2 separate regions of the Homo sapiens genome follow, and region 1 is linked to region 2. The links are chromatin loops, found by intact Hi-C in ENCODE. Cell type or tissue: Caco-2. All regions are shown on one strand. Links, peaks and the distances in the headings refer to the core of each region. The heading gives the core; the rest is flanking DNA.

Evidence for each region. Peaks named below come from ENCODE experiments on the same cell type or tissue, not always from the same donor. Only the 100,000 strongest peaks of a DNase experiment are listed, where the experiment ranks them.
Region 1: a loop joins it to region 2, with 4 times the contacts of the local background. A loop is called at or near these places in 6 of 110 quality-filtered maps.

Annotation. Positions count from the first base shown.
Region 1 is chr11:14,579,036-14,588,666 of GRCh38, reverse strand. It overlaps a transcript of PSMA1 not described here. Among named protein-coding and RNA genes, the nearest start is that of PDE3B, 60 kb to the left of the region's middle. In Caco-2, for the core only: no CTCF peak of the experiment used is centred there; DNase peaks (open chromatin) are centred at 3,866 and 5,156.
Region 2 is chr11:14,884,434-14,889,433 of GRCh38, reverse strand. It overlaps CYP2R1 (cytochrome P450 family 2 subfamily R member 1), which reads left to right. Exons shown (of 5, transcript NM_024514.5): 2 at 3,517-3,658. It also overlaps a transcript of PDE3B not described here. Among named protein-coding and RNA genes, the nearest start is that of CYP2R1, 5.3 kb to the left of the region's middle. In Caco-2, for the core only: no CTCF peak of the experiment used is centred there; a DNase peak (open chromatin) is centred at 2,823.

The DNA.
Region 1 (9,631 bases), core at 1,976-6,975, 300 kb after region 2:
CGTATGCTAAACAGATGGAGAAATGCTGTTTCAAAGCCAATTTTAATGAACACTCTTGTCCATCCTTCCTATCAATCTATCCCCATGTGTTGTGGATTATGTCACAGTAGGACTATAGTAAGAACTTGATAATGGGTCTCCAAACTCTGTTTTTTCTTTCTTAAGTTACAGTTGGATTTCTGAGGTCACTCAGAAATCACTCCCCTTCTCAAAAATTTGCATTGTTTTTTTACTTGTAGGATCAAGTCCATACCCAGCAGCTATCAAGGATTTCAAGGTCTCTCCCTACATCTCCCTCCACCTACTCCTGTTAGAGGTGTTGAAATTGTGCTGTAAATGTACGTGCATGGTTATAGCTCCACCATTTAGTTCATGCCATTCCCTCAGCCCAAATTCTTCTTTCCCTCATTCTTTGCCTGTTGAAAGTTTTCTTTTCATTCAAAACCAGCAGAGCGCCTATTCCTTTCTGAAGTTTTTCCTGATATTCCCAGGCAGAGTCACTCACTCATTCCTTCAACCATGTACCTGTTGGTGTCACTTGTACCTCAGTTTGGTGTGTTTGTCAGATTGCATTTCTGCAGACTTAGTTGTTGTCACATCTCTTACTTTCATTAGATTGTAAGCACATTAAAGGCAAGGGCTGTATTTTCATCATATCTTCTAGAAGTACTACCTAACACAATTGCCAGTACAGAGTAGATGCTCAATAAGTTGCTGATTAAATTAAATTTCAGAGGAAGTAATGTGATAAACACCTTTAGGTAAAGCACTGAGACACAAAAAGAAGAAAATGGCTATGCTGTCAGGGAGTATATAAATCAATAATGGTAGCTTCCATTTATTGAGTCCTAACTATGGTATTGGCACTGTTCATATAGTATGCCATTTAACACTCATAGCAACCCAGTGAAGTAGGTGTTATAACCCCTAGTTTAAGAATGAAATTAAGTAACTTAAACAAGTTCATAGAATAAATAATAGGATTCAAACTTAGGTCCCTCCAGTTTCCAAGCCTGTGCTCTTTCACTATACATGATGTCAGCTGGGATCTAGCCAGGAAAAAAAAAGACAAAAAAAAAAAACAGGTCTTTCAGAGGAAGGGAAATTGTTTCAACAGAGGATTCATTATGCAGATGAATGGAGCAGTGAAGAAGTCGAAAAGGGAATGGTGAAGTAATTCACAGATTAGCAAAATTGGGAAGTTATTCTCCTTGTTGCAAGGGTGACACTGGGAGGAGCAGTTGTCACCAGAGCCCAGAAGCCTTGGCTGTCAGACAGAAGGAGCAAAAACCACCAGGAGAACTGCCTGAGTAGATCTGGGAGAAAGAAGGGAGAGGCTGTCCAGAGGGACACCGCCAGATTCCAAAGGACACAGGGAACAGAGTGAGAAATGGCCTGGCTTCTCTCTTCCCGTTTCCAGTCCTCCTGTGGTGCCTCTCATTGCTTTAACCTATCAAGAATGAAAGAACAAGACAGCCTGTGAGAGGCAGCAACAGAGAAGAGCAGGGAAAGGGTGGGAATGGATCTGAGACTAGTGTCAGCAAGCTACCTTTCTACCTGAAATGAAAAGAATATAAATTAAATAGCATTTAATTTGGGGCTATGATGAATGGCAAAGATATTAAGTAAATTCAAAAGAAAGAGATTGAGAGGCCGAGGCAGGCGGATCACGAGGTCAGGAGATCGAGACCATCCTGGCCAACATAGTGGAACCCTGTCTCTACTAAAAATACAAAAAATTTGCTCAGAATGGTGGCATGCACCTGTAATCCCAGCTACTAAGGAGGCTGAGGCAGGAGAATGGCTTGAATCTGGAAAGCAGAGGTTTCAGTGAGCCGAGATCGTGCCACTGCACTCCAGCCTGGTGACAGAGCAAGACTCCATCTAAAAAAAAAAGAAAGAAAGAAAGAAAGAGAGATTGATGATGGCTGCAGTAGCAAGGGAGAGATTCTTCGGTGGGGGAAAGTTATACCAATTCCTAAAAAAAGGTAGACTTTCTATGGGTGAAAAGAAGAGGGTAGGTAGGTATTCCACACAGAAAAAACTACCTAAGTATTTTCCCTTGGGCAAAGAATACTATTCATTCTTTTTAAATGTCTTTTTATTTGGGGATAAAATAGAATACCTATCATATATGTGTACAGTATAAAGAATAATGAAAAACAAACACCCACATGCATACTACCCTGGCTCAGGGAGTAACACATCATTTATCTGCATTTCCTTTTTTTTTTTGAGACAGAGTCTCACTTGGTCGCCCAGGCTGGAGTACAATGGCACGATCTCGGCTCACTGCAGCCTCTGCCTCCCGGGTTCAAGTGATTCTCCTGCCTTAGCCTCCCAAGTAGCTGGGATTACAGACATGCGCCACCATGCCCAGCTAATTTTTGTATTTTTAGTAGAGATGGTGTTTCACCATGTTGGCCAGGCTGCTCTCGAATTCCTGGCCTCAAGTAGTCCTCCAGCCTCGGCCTCCCAAAGTGCCAGGATTACCGGTGTGAGCCACCACACCTGGTCCAATTTACTTTTAAATGTATCAAAAAATAAGTGGATTAGTAGACAGAGGGATGTTAACAGATGGATAGATATGTGGTAATAAAATGTTACTAAATGGATAGGCATGAATAATAAAATGCTAATGGTAGAATCCAGGTGGCAAGATTGTAAATTTTTTCAACTGTCTTGTCTGTTTGAAAATTTTCTCAATAAAATACTGAGAAGAGAAATCCCATGCCTGAAAGATTCTAATTTAATTGGTTGTATTTGGGTCTGGACACCAGATTTTTTTTTTCTGACCACTGCAATGAAGTCTTGCAGTGGAGGGAAGAGATTGGGCTCAGCACCCCAAAACTGTTCAAGAGCTCTCTGGATAGATTCCAATGTGCAGCCAGGTTTCAGGGCTACTGCACTGCAATATGCCATGGGATCACAGAGCTAGCATGAGCAGAACAGAGAATGGGATAAGTAGGAGGGGCGAATAAAAGAGGGGCAAATTTCTGTCTGCCTATCAGAGATGAGGCCTCCAGGCTAGACTTTTATGTGCTTTCTGTGTCGGAATGGGTGGATCAACTGCATGTGAAAGAGGCAAGAGAGGTTTAGCAATTCAGCAGGGGTTACTGAGAACATAGGCTTAGCTAGGGTTCTCTGAAGTTCTTAAAAGGGGACTCAAAAGTTTATATTTAATGTAAACTTTTAATTTGGCAATGACTCATCCTTCACAATGTTTCCTATAGCTTTAAATAAGGTCATCTATTCATTCAGAATAATACTTTTAGCATGTTATCTCCCTTGAGAAGTATAACATCCACTTTCAACATATATATAGAGAGAGATGCATTTCTATGTTTTATTTTTTTAATTCATTTTTATGGAGATGAAGAAAGAGACCTGTTCAGAAAGAAGGGAAGCAGAAAGAAAATGTTATACCTTTGGCAGCCTTGGACTCCTGGGTCAGCAGAAAAGGAACAAGAGAAAGCTAGGCCTGGATAGTATAGGAACAAGCAATCGAGCCTAGTGTCAGGCTTGGAAATTTGACAATTCCAAAGAAGCATGTATAACCCAATTAATCAGTAAAGAGAGTAATTGATGCTTCCCAGAAAATGGATTTCTATACTGCCTAATCTGCAGTAACATGAATATCTTCTATAACCCTTCCCCTATCTCCAGTTATTTTAAAATCTTACTCTGAGGGTTACTGTAGTGTATAAGGTTGTTTGTCTCTACAGTAAATGATTCCAGTCCCTTTAACCATGTGAAAGGAGACAGGAACACTAGCATCTGATCCTCGTCATGGGACCCCAGCCTGTCTTACTACAATTGCCAGCTGGAGACAGAACAGGGCCTAAGGGCAAAGGCAGAATGGCATATGAGGAAGAGAACCAAAGGTCAGTCACAGAACAGCTGTGTCACAGGTGAGATCTAAAGGAAAACTGCGGGACTAAAAGCAGGAAGCAAACAGAAGTTCAGGAGCCAGAGGAATGCAAGAACATATCAGGAAGGGGGATATGAGACAGGAATAGAATCAGGGCTTTGGCCATGAATGAGGCCAGGGTACCTCAAGCTCATTCTTGTTGAGAGCTTGCCCTGTGGTGCTTGGGTAAGCAGGAAAGAGTTAGGCAGTGCAGGTTGGGACAGTCTTTAAAAAAAAAAAAAAAAAAAACAAAAAACAAAAAAAACACTCCAAACCATATTATCACATAGCCTATTAACTGACACTTATTTTGATGCCTCTGAGCCATCCGGAAGAGGCTAAATGTGGTATCTTCCACTTAAAAAGTAAGGGAAATATGTGAAATATTTTAGAAAAGCCTGCGAATAGCGTGGTTTAAAAACAAAAAGAGAGGTCCTTTTACCTCTGAAGGGATAACTTTTAGCTGCCAGGAAAATTCACATATGTATAATCCCACATTGCCTCCATAAATCTAGGTAGCTATGGCAGTGATTCAGAAAAGTGAAGGCATCGCTTTTTGACTTTGAATGTCTCCATTTCTCCCAGCTGGTATGACAGTGATTTTCCTTTCTCCCTTATTTTGGAGTTGTAAGGTATATTAACATTCTTACATAGCTTTGATCCAATATAGAATTTTTTTAAAAAACTTTCAAAGAAGGACTTTATGGACTGGCATTAGCCACGTGCTTATTTGCTGTGTCCAGGGGGCTGTGACACTGTAATTGGCTCTGCTGGGGATAATCACTCCCTAGGAGACAGATGAGGTTAGGGTAGGAGGGTATGAGCCCTGAAGCCATGTGGAGTAGTAAAGGAGTCCCCCAAGTGAAAAGAGGCTGCCGTTTTCAGAAGCAGGGGTGTGGGAAAAATACTGAGCAGATATCTACCACAACCTAACAGGTGCACACAAGTAATGAGTGAAATAGCAGGGACTTTAACTTATGTTTGCCTATTTTTAAACGTCTACTTTTCTCCTAATGTTGTGTCTCCTTTGCTGGGGAAAACTTTTATAATTGCTGCCTAACTCCTGTTGTTTCACTCTGTCTGCCCTCTCTCCTACCCTGCTTTTACCCCCAGCCTGGAGTCCACTTGGGTGGAAATGCAGCATATAATGAGCCCAAAGTTAATCATCTGCAGGTTTGCCCTGATAAGTCACAGTATGTTTGCTGCACTCCTTCCAAGAGTCAACAGCAGCTTTGGGGATGTGCTGAGAGTGGCTTATGGCATTCTGAGCGCTGGCCCAGATGGGAGGCAGTGTGTTGGGGAGTCTATCTGAACGCCACCATCTGGAATGCCTCTGTTGCCCTGAAGGCACTCGTCTGCATCTCCAGTGTACACGGCTTAGAGATGCCAAAAATTGAGCCAAGTTCACTGGATGTACAAACGGCCTGACGTCAATGGAATTTATTCATAATTTAGGCCTCATGTGTGATGTACTGTCTGAACTCAATGATCTGTCAAAACAATCAGGGAAGAAGAGGAGAAGGAAGAAGAAAAGGTGGAGGAAAACAAAGAGGAAGAAGAGAAGTGAAAGGTAGAAGAAACAGCAGAGAAGAAGAAGAGGAAATTAGGACAGGGCCAGGAGCTGTAGCAGCACAGGTTCAGCTTTTGGCTCCTGGGGCCAATGGTCCCTGTAAGTTTGTTGAAAGCATCAGTGCCAAATAAAACATGGCCTTTTAAAGCACCGAATTACGTGAGCGCAGAGCTGTTAAAATCAGTGTAGCAAAAATCCAGCTGGGTTTGGCCGTCGCCACAAAGTACAAAATGATGATCATTTGTACTGCCAAGACCCAGGGTTCTCCAGATGTGGTGGACTGAGCAGAGTTACTTGGATATACATTCAGTTGCCCATTCTTTAAAATAAGGAATCTGCTATTAAGAAGTGTATGAGGCTGGGAGCAGTGGCTCACGCCTGTAATCCTAACACTTTGGGAAGCCGAGATGGGTGGATCACTTGAGGTCAGGAGTTTGAAACCAACCTGGCCAACATGGTGAAACCCCATCTCTACTAAAAAGTACAAAAAAAAAAAAAAAAATTAGCTGGGCCTGTTGGCGTGTGCCTGTAATCCCAGCTACTTGGGAGGCTGAGGCAGGAGAATTGTTTGAACCTGGGAGGCAGAGGTTGCAGTGAGCCAAGATGGCGCCACTATACTCCAGCGTGGTGATAGAGTGAGACTCCATCTCAAAAAAAAAGAAAAGGAAGAAATGTATGAAGTGGATATTTGCTAGGGGTTTTTTGGTTGTTGTTGTTGTTGTTGTTTTGTTTTTGCTTGCCCTGTGTCCAGAGGTGGATTATATTGTGAAACTAACAAAGCTTAAGCTTCAGAAGCCTTCAGTTGCATGGGAGGTGCTGGGAGTTATGGAGTATTCTAGGTGGGGAGAGAAAGCCAGGTTACAATCAACAAGCATTTATATATTAGCATTTCTGGTAAATTGTCTAAATCGATCTAAGAAGTAAAGAACCTAAATCTCCAAGAGTTCAATAATTTGTTGGGATTTATTTTCTCATTCTAAATAAAACCAACTTTTATACCTGTTTTTAAATTTGTATTTTTTTTAATTAAAGAAGACCCCAAAATTATAAGGCTTTCAGTTCCATAAAATCTGAATCTATCCCTATCTGCCTCAATTGCCTTTCTTCTGCAGATCAAGGTAACCAAACCTTGATTTGCCTTTGTGGAAAGGTTTTCTGCTCACTCAGCAGTAGACACATGATCCAGGTTCAGGAATAAGTACGTGATCCAATTTGGGCTAATAAGAATCAGGGGCAAAGTTTTTGCTGGACCTTCTACTGGGGTTATTAAGTTGAAAGTTACTAAGTTGTGTGGAAATGCAAGTGTGGCATTGCCAACAACCATCTTGCTTCTATAAGAGGAAACTGCCTGCGAATAAAATTCGTATAGAAGAAAGCAGAGCTAAGGGATATAAAGAAGCCAAGTCTTAATAATGTGACTTTGCAACCCTGAAACAATACTGAAGTTACTACAGATAATCCTGGGCTTTTCAGACAGACAAATCAATAAAAACCTCTTTTTTTCTTAAGCTATTTTGAGTTGGGTTCTGGCAGTTGCAACTGAGTCTTGACTAATACAGGTCCTTATATGCTGGAAAAATAATTATTATTATTTCAACTCAGAAGGTGATTTTTTTAGTGTATTTGCCTCTGAATAGTTATAACATAGATAACACTTACTGATCACTCTTATTAAGGGTTTTACTCATATTAGCCCATCTGAATCTCAAAAGCAACCTCATGAAGTATGTACTGGTATTATCATATCCATTTTACTAAAGAGGAAATCGAAGGCACATAGAAGTTAATTAACTTGTCTAATTGGTGTACACTTTGGTTTTAGACCTTGGATTCCTAACTGTTACACTGTGCTGCTTGAGCCAACTGATTCAGATGATACTAACATCCTTTTAAGAAAAGCTCTCATACCAAGACTTCATTAGAGGTTGCCAGCCTATGAATTATATGCCCTTAGAACAAATGCAAGGGTGGGCAATGTAGTTCACTTTCGTCAGAATTGGCTGAGAATGACAGCTACCAAGAATATAGTAGACTATTCACCAGCCAATATATGTACACCAGCCAATGGGACCCAACATCAAATCCCTCTTTTCTTATTTGGGAACTTTCTAAAGGTTCTCTCATATGTGTTTCCCTTTGTCCTCTTTCCCTCGATTCATCCCATAACTACATAGCTCCCTGGTGTCAGTATGACACTTTCTATCTGTAGTTCATCTGTCATTCCTATCACTCCTGATGTGTTGCCACTGGTATTAAGGGGAATCCCAACACGATTCCACTTCAGTAGTTTCCATGCTGAAGATGGGAGAATGAACTGAGGGCTCCTAATCTTCTTAAACAACCCCCATTATGCCTCCAAACTGGATAATCTCTCAGTTTCCTACAATTCCCTCTTCTTGTGCCTCTTCCAGACTTACTCCCTTGTGTTCTTCTCTGCCTATGGCTCCAGTCTGACAGGCTTAAGATCTAAAGCCTGGATCCCACTATCACCAAACCAAGTATGTATTTCAGACTTGAAGCCATAATGATCTGATCCTTTCATTTTTCAGCAAATGTTTATTAAGCACTTACTAGGCACTGGAGATTTAGGGATGAGTATGACACAGTTTTATCTTTCTAGAAGCTCTCAAAGTACTGGACTCAGGGGAAGTTAAGATGGGACACAAGGCCAACAGTTCCTATGAATGGAGTGACTTAGAATCACAGCAGAGGCAGATGCCAACTTATTGAAGAGAATAAGGAGGCTTTTTAATGCAGGACAGAAGATGGAGTGGCAGGAAAAGTGGTCTTGAGGTGTAGCAGGAATTATCCAGCAGAGAATAGCATTCCAAGCAGATGGAACAGCATGTTCAAGGCTAGGAAGGCAATAAAGGATAAGACGTGTTTGAGAAATAGCAAGAATTTTAGTATGGCAGGAGCAGACAGTCTTTGAGGGAGAGTGGTGAGAGATGATTCTAAAATAGTAGGTAGAAGCCAGCTTGTGAAATCCTTGTGTGTTGTGTTCTGGAATCTGAAAATCATCCATTATTCATAGACAGCCAATGAGATCTCAAGCGAGAGTGACATGATTACATTTGTATTGCAGACAGATCACATGAGCAACAGTGTCGCTCTCTTGTAGTAATCAGATCTTTCTTTCCAGCCCTGCTCTTTGGATTTGAGGTTCTTCAGATCAACCCAATTTGTGGCCTCCATTATCACTGCAGACAGATTTTTCTCTCCCTTTCCTCAGCACACAATCAGTGTACCTTGAAGTTCCCTCTTACCCATCCATCAGCCTGGGAATGGCATTTCCTCAGAGAAGCAATTCTCAAACACATGTGGGTGTGTAGCTTGTAGGAAGGATATATCATGTTCACTTGGAGGGCATTTTCAAAGTACATGTGCCTTTGCATCACATGCCCCTCTTGCTCTGAAATTCTAATAGGCCAAAGGTTTGAGGGGGGTTTCTAGGGGAACTAGCATTTTGTAAAAGTTTATTCTTTTAAAGAATAGAGATCTAGACATGGAAACTCTAATCAAGACATACTCCTCTCAATTCCTTAGTTGTTATTAAAATACTACAAAATCTGCATTTATATTATAATAGTGACACCTCTTATAGTTGGTCGAAAGTTGGCCCCAAAAAGGATGTGTCCATGTCCTAATACTTGGCCCCTGTTAATGTTACCTTATTTAAAAAAAAAAAAAAAAAAAAAAAGTCTTTGCAGCTGTAATTAAGTTAAGGATCTTGAAATGAGATCATCCAGATGGATTTTAAATCCAATTCCAAGTATCCTTATAACAGACAGAAGAGTAAAAGACAAAGACAAAGAGGAAAGGCCATATGAAGATGAAGGTAGAGATCGCCGTTACGTAGCTAGAAGCCAAAGAATGCCTGGAGACATCAGAAGCTGGACAAGGCAAAGAAGCATTCTCTTCTAGAACCTTCAGAAGGATCATGGCCCTGCCAATACCTTGATTTCAGACTTCTGTCCTCTAGAATAGTAAAAGGATAGATTTATGTTGTTTTAAGTCACGAGGTTTGTAGCAATTTGTTATGGCATCTCTAGAATGTCAACATACCTTCTTTCTAATAGGTTATACCTAATAGTTACTTTTAAGAGAGGAGACAGTTTCCAAAGTGTTGTATAATAGCATGATGTAAATGA
Region 2 (5,000 bases), core at 1-5,000:
CTAGGCTACAGCGGCATTTGATCTTTATCCTGGTATGAAACATCTCTAAAGATCTCCCATTATCTTAGAGATATTTTCCAATTCTGACAAAGTCTCAAAGTTGGCATAAATTGTTAAAATACTATACCTTTTTTTGGAGGTTGAAGAATATTGTTCCCTCCTGTGCTTCCAAAAAGTTCTGGAAAGTTGTACCTAGGACTTAAATAAAATCTTAGTTTTCCACTGTCTTTTAAATTTGAGATGTATGCTCACAGAAAAAAAAAAAAAAACAACTGGACTTTAAAATTGCTTAGGACAGTCACTTCAAGTGACACCCGCCTTTGTGTTAGTCTGTGAATTCAATTCTGCTTTGTGATTCTTGAAAGTTAAACAGCCAGTCCTCAGGACTTATATATTCATTTTAAAGGCAATCTTAAATAGAAGTGTATCACACTGAAAATTACCATTTCCTTGGAGATTGATTCTGAATGTTTAAATTTCTGCAGTAACTTTAATCTTAGTCTAGATTTCAAGAGGCATTCCCTGGCTAGGAAAGCCAATACAAGTGGCTTTATCGATTATTTTCAGGTAATGGACTTCAGGACAATAAAATAATTCCATTAAAGCAAGTAGAATTGACAGCGTATTAATTTATTTTTACAGCATTTATTGAGAACTTTATGCACAGCACTGAATGAGATTCTGTGTAAGGATTCAAAGATGAAAAAGATGAAATCACTGCTCCTAAGGAGTTTGTAATTTAGCATGCAGGCAGAAGACAAGAATATGAATGTTTCTGGTTCAAGATAGTGTTAAATAAGTGCCATGGGAGCTTCTAAGCTCCCATGTGTGGTTCAAAGCAGAGAGAAAAAGAGTGCCCCAAGAAAGGCATCATGGAGGATGGTCCCTAAAGACTTGGTATGGTTAGGGTAGTATGGCAGTCAAAGGAAGCCTTCCAAATGAGGAAACAAACCAAGCAAAGGTTGAAAAGTGTGGCAGTCACTTAATGGTTTTCATCAACAGCACTTTGCACATTTGTCTGTTATTAGCATTTAGCCCATGATGTTATAATAATATGTTTAAATGTATGTCTCTATGACTATTCATTAATTCAACATATATTTCTATTGTCATATGCTGTGCACTGTCCTAGGTGCTAGAGATATAGCAGTGACCAAAACAGATTCCTGCCCTTATGTAGCTTATATTCTAGTTGGGGGAAGACAGACAATATAAACACAAGTAAATTATATAATATATTCAAAGAGTACAGAGTAGGAAGTAAACTAAATTAGGGTAAGGGAATGGAGAATGTTAGTGGGTCAGATTTTAAATTGCTTAATCAGAACAGGTCTCACCACAAAGATAGCATCTGAACAAAGACAAAGGAAATGAAGGAGCAAGCTATAGGAATATCAAAAGGAAGAACATTCTAGACTAAGAAAAGAGCAAGAACAAAGGCCATAAAGCAAGAGAATGCCACGTTGAGAATTACCTGTAAAAAGACAAGGATGAAATTAGGGAGGCCAGTTAGGAGGTTGTTGTTATAAGGGAGAAATGCAGGTGACTTAGACCGGTCACCTGCAGGTTATAATAAATTGTCTGATTCTGTTTATATTCTGAAGGTAGAAACAGCATAACTGCTGAGCAGTTGGATGTGGAGTTTGGAAGAAGATAATGAGTCAGTGTGGGTGACTGCAAAGTCCTGGGCCTCAACCACTTGAAGGATGTATGGAGTGGTCATTAACTGGGAGAGTGAAAAATTATGAGTAGGGCTGGTTTGGGTGAGGGAAAGAGACTTGAAGATCATGGAGTGATCTAGAAGGCAAGGAAAATGTTTTGTGTATTCCTGTTTACATCTCTGCCAGCATTATAATTAGCCCATAATTGGCACTAAAATTATTGAATAAATCAAAGAATATATAAGCTAATCTTGTACCCTTCCATAGATCAAAGCAGTTTAAGGATAAGTTTTCACAATTTGAGTCACACACCTTTACCAAAAGTCCTTGAAAACTGTATACAGGAATACATACTAGTTCAAGTAAAAATTTCTCCAGTTCTACCCTCAAATAGAGGACTATTTCAGATTCTTGAGTAAAGGTGGATTGTGTAACAACTTTCTCAAGCCATGGCTCCTCCTTGCTTTTTATGATCCCTGGTGTCCACAATTTGAAGCTCTACCCTGAAGCTCTATCCTGAAATACATTTGCCCTCTGTTCTGCCTTCATAGTGACACAACTTTAAGTTCATGGCTCTTTTACTATCCTTGTGGAATGGCATCTTTTTATTGTCTCTGCTAAAGTTCCCTTCTGCGAAGAGACTTTCCTTTAATAGGACTACATTACTGCATTGTCCCCACTTTGCTCGGCTGGTAGCCATTCCCTTTTACTTAGAACTCTTCTACTGTCACTTTTGACTAATACCACTGCTTATGGCAGGCAGTCCATGTTCTTTTCCCAAGGTTCTGGATATACCTAGTGCTCACTTGGCAGAGCCCACCCGTGTGCCAAAGACTCTGGTGGCCCCATTACTCAGCTGGTTAGTTGTTACCACTTGGCAGTCCTCATGACCTTTGCTGATATAACTTTCTGCTGAACTTTTGTTCTCTGCTAAGCCTCCTGTTTTCTTCTGAAGTAGTGTGTACCATGGCTAAATCTCCTTGACTTGTTTGCACAGGGATAAGGCTTGTCTCAGTATTTTGGCTGTAAAATGCTATCCTGAAAGGATGGCAATAAGCAATCTTTACATTCCACTGATAAGGGAATATCGTTCTCTCACTGACTGGCCTCTTATATTGGGTTAACTAGAATAGACTACAGGAGGTGTGACATTGTAAGTGAACCTGGGGTGAGGCACAGGGCAGACAACTCCAGCAAGGCATGGAATGGATCCTGTTTTGCCTTCCCCTTAACTGAGAGGCAGCCACCTAACCTATGTGGTAAATGCCTTTCCTCCAAGGTTAGGTTCCCTTAGAGCCCTCTTCATTCACTTTGTGGAATACAGAGAGCCAAATACAAATGGGCTTAGTTACAATATGTTTATACTTCAAAGTTGTCTCTCAGGTATTTGACAATCCTCTCCCTCACTAGCCTCATTCATCTTGGAAATAGAAGGAGATTCCTAGATATCATTGAACATTTTGAGGTAAAATGAATCATAAAAGAGCATATATATCAAATATATTTTCTATGGCAATACTGAAGCCCAGATAGGTTAAGTGTTCTGCTCAGAGTCTTTTATCTGTTTAATGGCAAACCTTAAACTAGACCCAGGCCTCCCGAGTCCAGTACCCTTTTCATTATACTGTTGGTAAGACTGTGACTTTAGGCACTGAATGGCATAATGAAATCACACAGTTTTGCATGCCTTATAGAAGGAGGGCACTCTGAACATTGTCAGTTGAGTAATAACTGCCTATATTTTCAGGGACGTAACAAATCCTGGAAGAGCCGCACTTACCACTTGTAGATTTCCATGGTTATATTTCTCCATACATGCTGTCATTTAAATGTTGTTTTTCTTCTCTTCTCAAAGATCTTCAGTTTAGATCTTGGAGGCATATCAACTGTGGTTCTAAATGGCTATGATGTAGTAAAGGAATGCCTTGTTCATCAAAGCGAAATTTTTGCAGACAGACCATGCCTTCCTTTATTCATGAAGATGACAAAAATGGGAGGTATGTTTATTTGCACCTATTTAGTGATTTACTAAGATATTTTAAATCACATTCCTTATTTTAAGTTTTAGTGCATACAGTTGGGATTATTTTATACTGATTAATAAGAAACTATTTATTTACAGAACCTAGTATTTGAGGACCTTTCAGGCTGTACTACACGCATATTTTAGACCAGTACATTGCTAATTCTATTGTGGTCCAGCTCTAATAAGTATTATAAATAATGTTTTAAAGAATCAACACCTAATAACATCTGCAGGTTTTGTGAAACAAGTTAGGAATAAACACATACTTCCACTTGAATCCGAAGTGCCCTTTTGAACCTAGTCTTGAGTACTTGGTGACATTTTTACTATCATTTTACTTATAAGCTTACAGAACTTGAAGCAGCTTTTTTGACTACTAATCACTGTGATTAGTAAGTATAGAGTTGCATGGTTTGTGTAAAGGACTAGCATTCTGTATGGTTTAGTATTGATCAGTGTTGGGGATTCCATATTCAACAAGGGGGAAAGACTGAAAGTTGACAAAATCGGTAAGAAGAAAGCAGCAACAGACAGCCTAAAATAGAATGTTCAGATCACATACAGTGGTTTTAATAGTTAATAGTATAAGAATTTTTACTAAAGTTGTGTCCTAAATTCTCTGAGTTTCACATTTAATTTCAAATAAAAATTTAACAATATCTTGCTTACATAGGCAAAAACTAAAGACATTGGTTGAAAAGGCAAAAATTAAAATCCTATATTACATCACAAAGGAAATGAACTAATGCAGAGAAAGCACAAATTGTAAAAGACTGAATTCTCAGGCCAGAGTATAATGATACTTGAAAGCAGTAATATAAATAAAAAACAAACAATTAGACCAAAGAAGCAGCCACAATTATAATAGACCTTTAAAAAGATGATGAAAATGAAAGATGATGCAATCACAGTAATATTTGAGAAAAGTATATATTTTTCAAAGCTGTAAATTTATTGTTTAGACTGTTTTTATCATAAAGCATTCAACTTAAGATTTTTAAAAACCAGGTAGAAAATTATGTGTTTTTTTATTTCTTTTTTTAATTTTTATTTTTTTAAATTATTATTATACTTTAAGTTTTAGGGTACAGGTGCACAATTTGCAGGTTAGTTACATATGTATACATGTGCCATGCTGGTATGCTGCACCCATTAACTCGTCATTTAGCATTAGGTATATCTCCTAATGCTATCCCTCCCCCTCCCCCCACCCCACAACAGTCCCCAGAGTGTGATGTTCCCCTTCCTGTGTCCATGTGTTCTCATTGTTCAGTTCCCACCTATGAGTGAGAATATGCGGTGTTTGGTTTTTT